2 separate regions of the Homo sapiens genome follow, and region 1 is linked to region 2. A link is a loop called in an ENCODE intact Hi-C map of the cell type or tissue named here. Cell type or tissue: Caco-2. All regions are shown on one strand. Links, peaks and the distances in the headings refer to the core of each region. The heading gives the core; the rest is flanking DNA. Region 1 overlaps TMEM144 (transmembrane protein 144). Region 2 has its middle 88 kb from the start of TMEM144.

What was found. A loop is a pair of places that touch in the nucleus more often than their neighbours do. Peaks named below come from ENCODE experiments on the same cell type or tissue, not always from the same donor. Only the 100,000 strongest peaks of a DNase experiment are listed, where the experiment ranks them.
Region 1: a loop joins it to region 2, with 3 times the contacts of the local background. A loop is called at or near these places in 1 of 110 quality-filtered maps.

The regions. Positions count from the first base shown.
Region 1 is chr4:158,240,452-158,245,841 of GRCh38, reverse strand. It overlaps TMEM144 (transmembrane protein 144), which reads right to left. Exons shown (of 13, transcript NM_018342.5): 11 at 4,236-4,333; 12 at 1,493-1,546. Among named protein-coding and RNA genes, the nearest start is that of TMEM144, 33 kb to the right of the region's middle. RefSeq lists an enhancer at 476-977. In Caco-2, for the core only: no CTCF peak of the experiment used is centred there; no DNase peak of the experiment used is centred there.
Region 2 is chr4:158,295,764-158,301,153 of GRCh38, reverse strand. No RefSeq gene overlaps it. Among named protein-coding and RNA genes, the nearest start is that of TMEM144, 88 kb to the right of the region's middle. In Caco-2, for the core only: no CTCF peak of the experiment used is centred there; DNase peaks (open chromatin) are centred at 1,613 and 2,343.

The sequences.
Region 1 (5,390 bases), core at 200-5,199, 55 kb after region 2:
ATCCTCCCTCCTTAGCCTTCTGAGTGGCTGTGACTACAAGTGTTCCTCACCACACCTGGCTAATTTTTAAATTGTTTTTGTAGAGATAGCGGTTTTGCTATGTTGCCTAGGCTGGTCTCAAACTCCTGGGCTCAAGCAATCCTCCCGCAAGTGCTGGGATTACAGGTGTGAGCCACTGCTCCTAACTTGTTTTATTTTGCTATCGACAGTTTGGGCTAGGTTATATGACCCTCACCCCCAAAATTAACTGAGCATTTATTGTGTTCTTGGTAGTGTTTTTAGCACTTTACTCATATTCTCTCAGCTCTCTTGGTTGGTTATCCCCATTTTCAGATAAGGACTATACACACAGAGAGGTTAAGAAACTTGGCCAAGGTCACACAGCTAGTATGTGACAGAGCCAGGATTTGAACCCAGTTGGACTCTTGAGACTGTACCTTTTGTTGTCGTTGTGATTGCCCAGGCTGACATCAAACTCCTGGGCTCAAGTGATGCTGCTGCCTCAGCCTCCTGAGTAGCTGGGAATATAGATGCATGCCACCATGCTCGGCAAAGTGATTTTTAAAGAAAACATACATACACACACACACACACACACACACACACACACACACACACACACACACACTCTTACTAGAACTATTTGATGAATGCAATTTTAAATTCCCATCATTTACATTTGAAAAGGAAATGGCAATAGCCTCCTGTTACCATGCTGTTTTCCTACAAAATTGCTGGTTTGACATGGAGGTCTTTGGGAGACATAGGAACCAATATAAACATCTATTCCCAAAGATGATTTACCTCAGGGGATACTTTAACCTTTAGGATAAAAAAAAAATCTTTCATCTTGTTTATCATATTTTAAACAAATTTCCCTCTCTCATATTTCACTGGGTTATTTAAAATCACTTCAGGGAAATTTAAGTCAACGACAGCATTTTTCCATTGGAGATGGGGTGGAGAGAGACATGATGTTACATTATAATTATCATAGCTCTAGTATTTTCTTTCCTAATTAGGTATTATCACATTCTGAACATTTTATCTGTCAAATCCATTCATGAGTTGTTGGCCCTGGACCTAGGCACCACAGGCAGTTTTCAGATAATAACACAAACATATTAAATACTTTACTCACCTGAATGCATTCCCATTTTCTTTTCTTTTTTGAGATGGAGTCTCGCTCTTTTGCCCAGACTGGAGGGCAGTGGCGTGATCTTGACTCACTGCAACCTCCGCCTCCCGGGTTCAAGCAATTCTCTGCCTCAGCCTCCCAAGTAGCTGGGATTACAGGTGCACACCACCACACCCAGCTAATTTTTTGTATTTTTAGTAGAGACGGGGTTTCACCATCTCGGCCAGGCTGGTCTTGAACTCCTAACCTCACGATCCACCTGCCTCGGCCTCCCAAAGTGCCAGGACAAGCGTGAGCCACCACGCCCGGCCTACCCCATTCCCATTTTCTAAGTCTGCCCTTTCTTGTACATACCTTTATTTCCTTAAACATGAAGATACCCCACATTGCAGCTATAAATCCTGGACCCTTAAATAAAAATATAAATTTTAATTAAATTGGATATTTACCTATGACTAGATTCTATATAAATATAGTAAGTTAGAGACAGTATAAACATATTTTCAGGGAAAACTACCCATAATATCAACCCTAACTCCACACTAAGCTAAACTTTAGGTGATATTAAGTAAAAAAAATGAAGACTTTTTTTCATTTTCTTTTCTTCATGGTCTTCATTTTGATTATTTTGATGATGCTATAATATTTTGTGCCACATAATACTTTAATATATCTGACATAAATTATTTTTATAAGCACATAGCTTATTTTTTCCATTGGCCTAGTTCCTTAGGATACTAGAAATGGGATTAATAAGAAAAAGTGTGCACAAGCTTCTAACTTTCTTTGGCATGAGATAATCTTGTAACTGAAGAAATTTTGGCATATTCTTTTTGGCCTAACAAATAATGTACTTGTGGAAGTAGCTCGTGCTTTAAAAATTTTTTTAACTGATATTACTACAGAGCAATCAAGTCTGGCTAACATTAAACACCAATGAATGCTAAAAAAAGGTTTATGGGAAGATTAAAATAAACGTGTAAGGAAAAACAATAGGGGTTTCTGGGCAGGAGACAAAGAAAAGAATGAAATAATACAGGACAGAGGAAATGAGAAGAAACAGGTGAAAAAAAGGAATGGTTCTGCAATTTATAAACTTTAAGCTATTCAAGTTTGGTGGTAATTCTTCTTAGCTGAGAAGGAAGAAAATTGGAATGCGGGCTAGGTGTGGTCTTTGTGGAGAAGGTGTATTGTATCAGCATTTTTATGATTGCTCTTCAAACTCCGAGAAACTCTGGAAGAGTTTCAAATAGATTCCAAAATGTTTTTCCCCTACCACTACTCCAACTGACAAAAGGACTGAGTCAATGAAGTTTGATTCCACTCTTGGTATGTAAGTGAAACAAAAAAAATACACTCCTCTCTGTTTATCAGTATCTGGAAAGTCAACATCAAAAGAGCCAGAGAAATAGGTCAAAGGAACTGCCTTTTATCAATGATGTAAGTTCCTAAGCCTCAAAATCCAAATCAAACAAGAAGCATATGGGTCTTTTAGGCAACCCACACTGACTTTCAACAGAATGAGAGGAAACAATAGAACAGAGGATACCATATTAATGTTATGCTAATCACTCAAGAATTTTTAATCTGAAAATCCATTTCCCTTCAGAGAACATGGTACAGGACAATACCACAAGGTATCATTGACCTTTGAAGATTCTTGTCTGATTGTTTTCTAAATATGAGTTTAAGCATGGCCTAAGAGTTATCGTGAGTAGTGTGGTTACAGGAAGGGTGCTTTGGTAAAAGTAATGCAAGCATAGGTCAAAGTATGTACTGACTCTTTGATTCAGGCCAAGGAGAGCCAAATAGGAAGGACATCTTCATAGGAGATACAACAGTTTTGGTAATTTGGATTGTATATTTTCCTTTTGTAAACTAATGTAAGTTAGGTGTAAATCAGCCTTTGAAAACAAAGTGAACTCGCTCCTATCTTAAGATTAAGCTGATTCAGTTTAGAATTATCAAGGAAGACATGGAGCAGAGGTAACAGCCCCTGCTAGGTGACTTTTTTCTTTCTTTCTTTCTTTTTTTTTAGCTTTTTAATGGAATGTTATTTGCTAATAAACAAAGTGGATACTACTTTCAAGGAACTCAGTCTAGTTACCACTGGATATATAACTATGGGAATATGTATACCTGAGAAGAACAGCACTGCTGGGATATTTAAAATGTATTCTGATAAAATTGATTGACCATATTCATAATTGTTGAAACTAGGTGATAGGTTCGTTTGACATTTTAAGTTTAAAAAAGTTTTAAAAATCTAGCCCTACCAAAAAAATAAAATAATGAAGAATGTAAGATTGTTGAGGGTAGGGACTAACTCTTCTGTGTGTAGATAAGGTTGTCCTTGGATAAAGTGACTAAAATAAAACCAAGCAAGGGCCTGGTAGCAATAGGGACCTACTCCCTCACCAATTCCAAATACCTGTCCTTCCCAGATAACAAGCACCAAGCGCACAAGGTAAGAAAGTTATGCCTGGTGAGTGAGAAGGCTTTGCTTCCATTACAGTTTTTCAAGAATAATCTCTGTGATGGGCAGGTTGCCAAAAGCCACAGTGACCACTTTCACTGATCCTCTGCCCACACTCACCTACTTCAGTGGTTTATTTCCTTTGAATTAGGCTTTCATTTTGTCCTCAGTCTTTATTCTAACTCAAAACAAGAAACAATGGTAGAAAAACCAACTCTCTGTCTACTATAAAAGTTTTGTGAAGGATATTGTTTGTTTGTTTTTCAATGTTCCCTTTAAGAGGTCCCATATTTATAAACTTTTATATAAGGAGAGAATAATAGTTATCAATAGCAAATTACAATGTCGCTAAAATTACATTAGATAAACCAATCAAACCAAAAACTGCAAGGATATTAAAGATTAAGGAGTAACAGCCCTGCTAAAATGAGGTGAGAAATGTTCCTTAGCAATCAAGCACATGAAGATTCAAGAGGGTCAGTTTATCTATCTGAATCCATTAATTGTATTCCTAAAAAATCAAACTCCATGACAGTCTTTAGCGATGCCCTAAGAGTGCTTCAGAAAAATTGGGTTTACATTTATAAAATGAAAATTAGGAAAACCAGTTCAGCTACTTACAGCAGTGATTATTGGAAAACTGACCACAGCACTCAGAGAGTGATTTGCTATGAACCAACAGCAGGTAGCTATAGCCCAAAGTACTCCTGACAGGAATCCTGAAATACAAAGACAACACACATTTGCAGACCATGTTCCCCTCCTGAAGAACTCACACTGAGCTACAACAGGAATATCAAAGTGCACATATAAATGCATTCTAATCAATGTTGTTGGCCAACATGGAATTTTGAGCTGTGTTTTATTGTTATTTTAGAGCAAGTAATTTCTCTACTCTTGCCTGCTATGGGTAGAGTGATCAATGCTTTCACATTATCAGCATTAAAGTACCCATAGTAGTAAAAGAGGTAGAGACTGGGTGATGAAAAGGGGACTAGGGGACATACTGAACCCGAACATTATCTGCAAATACCATTTACCGTAAACCATAGATATTAATAAAGTGGATCAGAGTGATGCTACGGCTAAGAAAAAAAAAAAACCTGTAGTATTTAAGTAAAACTACCAGCTAAAACTTTCACAGCACTTTAGCTAGGCATTCAGTATTCTAGCATTTTCTACACGGTGGCATTCTTTAGCATAAATCTGTTAGGCATTCAGAACAAGTCTCTGACTTATGCTTTATTTTTGCCTTTAAAAAATTTTACTTGTGGACCTACATTCCAAATTGAATCATAATAAACTCCTAAATGAGATTTTTAAAAAAGATCAATGCCTAATGAATTAAATCCAAAAGCATGTATGTTTAACATATGTCTTTTTTGAAGTCATCACGATCTCTTCTTACATTTTGTAGAAACTGTTTTCCCAAGTTACTGCATATTCCTATTTGTTGATATATGAACCTTTAGATAGTGAAAAAGAAATAGTAAAGAATGATGATCAATACAGAAGATGTTTGGCACAGGAAAATATCTTATTAGTAGATTTATTGTTTAAGTTTTAGGTTCTGTAATAATGGCCAACATTGCATATTCAGTTTCAAGGATTTAAAATACTTCATATTTGGTGGTGAACTGGGCAAAAGTAATTAGGGGGAATGAACATGCACACACACACACACACAACACACACACACCACATATACACACAGAGGATGGCTTTGTTTCCAGAAGAAACTTATTCAAGTTAAATGAGTTGTAGATGACACTTTCA
Region 2 (5,390 bases), core at 221-5,220:
CAAAGGAGGAAATATTGTAGGACAAAGGAAGTGCAGAATATGGTTACCTTGTGTTGGATGACACTGTCTTGAGGGCTTCTGCTAAACAAAGGAAAGTTTGTCAATAGGGAGCATTCTATGTGACACAGTTTTTAACACTCAGGCATGAGCTGTGGTAATACTTTCTAGATTGGCACCCAGAAGCCTGTGAGGTATGACCTGCAATCAAAGAAAAGGCAAAGAGCTGTTGTGGCCAGTTGCGAAGGAAGGGATAGGTTCAGAGAATTGGGAATGCTAATATTTTCCTCAGGAAGACCTAGAGGACATTCTGCTCACAAAGTCAGTAAGAATCTACTGTGAAGTGGGACATGAGGATCATTGGTTACATCAGTAATGGCTGTTTTCTCTGTTAGAGAGAACGGTTGGAGCTGTTATAGAAAGAACTAGGCTCCTGACTCGCAACGCAAATGGTAGAATTCTAGAATAGCAGAGGATAGGCACTAAACCATCAGATGCAATGAGGAGCACCTGAAATATATTTTAGTATTCTCTTGATAATTACTGAGTACACTAGGAAGAGGGAAAATCACAAGTCACATTGTCTATTAAAATGCAAAAATATTAAACAGAAATATTAATACATTGAATGTAGCAATATATATAAATCAATGTGTGTGTATGTATGTGTACATATACATATGCACAACAAATTGAGCTTATTCCCCAAGAAGGTGTTTAACACTAGAAAATTAATGTAATTTGCCATACTAAAAGAATAAAAAAGTAAAATCATGTCATTATTTCTGATACAGAAAAAGAATTTATAAAATACAAGAAGTATTTAAGATTAAAAAGGAACAGCAAAACCTCAAACAAAAATCAAGTACAAAGTGAAATTCCTTAATCTGTTAAAAGGTAAACACCATAAATAATGGTGACATATCGAAAGCATTCCTTTTAACAACAGGAAAAAGACAACAGTAACTGCTAACGTCACTTTGTTTAACATTTTCCTGGAATTTCTATTCAGTGCAATAAAAAAAAACAGGGATTAAAAATAAAAAATATTATGTACTGATGATATGTGCGTGTAGTTAGAAAATCCCAAAGATTTGTAGCTCTATTTTAGAAATTATGAGCTGGTCAATTTTCTTGGATGCAAAATAAATGTACCAAAAGCAATTGCATTTCTATATAGCAACAACAAACAGATGGTAAAGGTAAAAAATACGGCTCAACACAAACGTAGAAAGAAAGTGCAAGCAATCATAGGGAGGTCTGAAAACTACCAGACACAGCCCTAGGGCCCTTTTTCAGTTGCACAGCATATGTCAACTTCAGATAATGAACCATCAAGATATGCACAGGCTATCCTAGTTTTAGGGGAGCCCAGGAAATAAATATGTAGAGAGGTCTTTCATATACTCCGAGCCACACAGCTAAAGCCAGGCTGTAAAATTGGTCAAACTAGGTGCAAACCAGTAATTTATATATTTTTAAACTAAGTAAGCTAGTTAGTACAGAGTCCTTCCAAAAGAGTTTCAGTTTTTAAACAGCATAATATAAATCATTAACTAGTATACCTAATCCTACTTTGGCCAAGGGTCATACCAGACTTCCGTGCATCCCTGCAGATAAGCATAGTGCTGTTTCAGTCCAGCTGCAAGATAACCCTATTTTCACCAAGTCTTACATCTACTTTATATGAAAACATCTGAAACAAAAGTTACACATTAACCTTTGTTCATTCTGCATGTTGGATAGAGAAATATTTATTACAGTACTCTCTGAGCTTGCCTGTATTTTTTTGTTTTGTTTGGTTTGGTTTGGTTTTGTGAGACAGAGTTTCCCTCTTGTCATCCAGGCTGGAGTGCAATAGCACGATCTTGGCTTACTGAAACCTCCACCTTCCAGGTTCAAGCGATTCTCCTGCCTCGGCCTCCCAAGTAGCTGGGATTACAGTTCCACATTGCCACGCCTGGCTAAATTTTTGTATTTTTAGTAGAGATGGGGTTTCACCATGTTGGGCAGGCTGGTCTCAAACTCCTGACCTCAGATGATCCACCTGCCTTGGCCTCCCAAAGTGCTGGGATTACAGGCATGAGCCACCATGCCTGCAGGGTCTGACCTGCAGACGCTGGTGGAGCGACAGACGAACAAATGTATGCAGACACAGATTTTTTGCCTGGGCCGGTGGCTAGGGGACCAGGCGGCTCACAGACACTGAGGAGGGTGCCATAAAGAGTCACAGCAGCCACAGCCCTGACAAGCCGGTGCTGTGGGCATTTATTTAGTACAGATTTAATGACAAAAGCTTTGAGTCAACACAACTTGTGGGTAATTAACATGGTCACGCCCTCCCTCACCACCCCACCATTCCCCAGAGAGCAGTCCTGTGTGCGGATGATTAAAGGCCAGGTTCCAAGGCCTAAGCAAACTAACTTATCTAAATCAATTCCCTTGCACTTCCTTGTTATCTACCCTGAGAGAATTCAGCTGCCTTCAGCCAAATCCTCTTTTGAAGCTTTTGCAAAACCTCCTGGCCTTCCAATAAGGTTTGCATCTTTTTCTTATAATTTCTCGCACCAGCCTGACTGATCTTCTATATCTACCCCTTTTCTGTTTGTTTTTTTTTTTTTGTTGTTGTTGTTGTTTTTTGCATCAGGTTTTGTTAATTGAAGAGCACAGATGTGTGCAGCAACAGGTTTGTCTGGCGCAGAAGTCACTGCTCATGTTGTGGCTTTGCATCCTAGAATTAGTAAATAACATAAGACAAACATGAGTATAATCAGTAACATTCTTTTCCAATCAAGGAGTGACCCCCACCAGGAGTGGGGTTTTATCCAAGAGAGATGTTCTCACACATCCTTCCATATGGCTGTTTGTTGGGTGTGTAGATCTACGGCATTTAGGGATTCCAAAATTCTAGTTTTAAGTTGCCTTATGTCTGCTGTTAAATTATCTTGTAAGATTCCCCAGAGGTGTTGTTTCACCTCATCCCAACTATGTGTCAATTGATTCCGAGGTAGAGAAGTGACACAGGTATGCTTATGCTCCCAGTCACAGTTTAATTGCTGTCAAAATGCCAACGCATCTTGTCGCTCCCCCACATATTCCAAGGAAGCCTTGAGGGCTTGCAGATGTGCAAGAATCTTTTGATCTATACCCTGCTGTAAGAGAAGTTCATTAGACACATTACTGGCCAAGTTATCTACAAAAGTAGCTGTTTGTACTGATTCAGTAATAGATGGCTATAGCAACACTAGCAGTTGCTAGGATGACTATGGCTGAGACTATAAAGGCTATCAGTGTAACTGAATCTTTTGTGTCTGATCTGGGATAGGGCATGTTCTAAGGTGGCAAGGGCAGAGGAACCTTGCCAATTGCATGTTAAATTGACTAGTAGGAAAACCTCAGATTGTCTCCTCAGTACCATGACACTAGTAATATTTAAATTAGATATATTATAATTAGTGATACAAGAGGCGAACCAAGCCTGTCCCTGCACTCGGGTCACAAACGAGGAGTTTTAGGGTGTAATAGAAATATTGGCTCACATAAGGAAAACATATGGATGGGTAGTGTAAATCAGGCACTGATCAGTGTGATTATGAAAAAAGGTCATAGTATTATTGTGACTGGATTATGATATGTCCCATGCCAGGTGTTAAGGGAGGTGCCAAGATGTCCCAGGTGCCATAAATTGTACTGGGGTGGCATGGACCTTACGTGGGGTCTGGGATATCCCATTCCCTTATTGGCCCAAATTATAGGGGAATGGGACGTGGCTATGAAACTGTCATTGATGCCATGATAGACGTGGACATCAGTACAATCGCCCTGCAAATGGCTGTGGGGGCTCCAGTCTAAGATGTTATAATTGCCTAACTGGGGACTATGGGCTTGTCCCCGTGACAGACCTCCCAGCTAAAATGGAATCCATTACTTTCCTGACTTTGTTCTTTAGCACAGGGAGGAATGTTTGGGAAAGTGGCATTAATTGCGTGGCCCAGTTTGAGGCTACCTGCAACTAAGACTGTTAAGGCATTTCCTTTGCCATGATGTAGCCATAATTGTGTTTGGGCAGGTACACAGTAAGGGTTAGAACTTTTATAACTAACACACAGTGGGAAGATAGTGGAGTGATATGTACTGTTACCTGGCACCTTAGTCCAATGTGTGCCATTAATGAGGGACCCCACTGGGGGTAAATCTATCCCTCCCAGCCAAACAGTTATGTTATTAGAGGCTGGGAAGGGGGTATCTGCCTAAGTAACAGGGCAGAAAAAAGGAGGATTTAGAAGATGGGCTTAATAGAGTGTAGCAGGTACAGGTTGCAGGCAAAGTGAGAGAATAAAAAAGGTCCTACAAGAGTTGCGATGTACAACAGAAAGCATAGCAAGGAACAGATTATCTGGAGTGAATGGTGTCTGTGTCCAGAGCAGGATTTGCTCAGCCTCCTAAGTCATCTTCTTCAGCATCCCCCAGGTGATGTTTGGGGCTTGTGTCATCTGTGGAAGCCACATTGTCCGGGGCTGTGGGTCTTGTAGGGTTAACTCCTTCATTTCGGGTACCGGGTTGGGTCCTAGCCCCGCCATGGTATGGTTTGATGCATTGTGCTGGAATCCAAAGAGGACCTGAGGGGGTGTGAACACAAGCATATCCTCTTCCTCATTTTAGCAAATCATTTGGACCACACCATACATTACTATTTACATCTTTCCATAAATCTGCAGGTTTTATGTCTTGAGAAGTTTTAGCAAAGTGCTTTTCTATGGCTGATTGAAATGTATCATCTAAATTTTTTAAATTAAGGATAAATAGTGCTTGTGCTAGTAGTGTTGCAGGGTCCTTACTCATATTCCCCCTTTTTTGTTTTCTGGGCATATTTTTAAGAGTGGAGTGGGCACATTCTAATATGGCCTGTCCTTGGGGGCTATACGGGATGCCTCCGGAATGTTGGATGTTTCATGTGTGACAAAATTGTTGAAATTGTGAGCTGGCATAAGCCAGATCATTATCAGTTTTAATTTTTGTGGGCTGCCCCATAAAAGCAAAAGTTAAGAGAAGATGTTTAATAACATATTGAGTGGACTCTCCAGGAAAAGCATGTGTGCTAACTAGGTGAGAATTGGTATCAATGGATACATGTACATATCTTAGTTTTCCAAATTCAGGGATGTGTGTAACATCTGTTTGCCATAACTGATTAGGTTCTAGTCCTCTAGGGTTAACACCTGTTGAAGGAGGGGGATGTGCCTGTGAGCTGGCAATCTGAGCATTGCAGGATAATTTGTTTAGCTAGTCTTTGGGTAAGTTGAAATTGTTTAGTTAAGTTTCTCCAACTTTGGTGGAAAAACTGATGCTATTGGGTGGCTTGGTCAAGTAGTGACATCATAATTTGCAGGCCT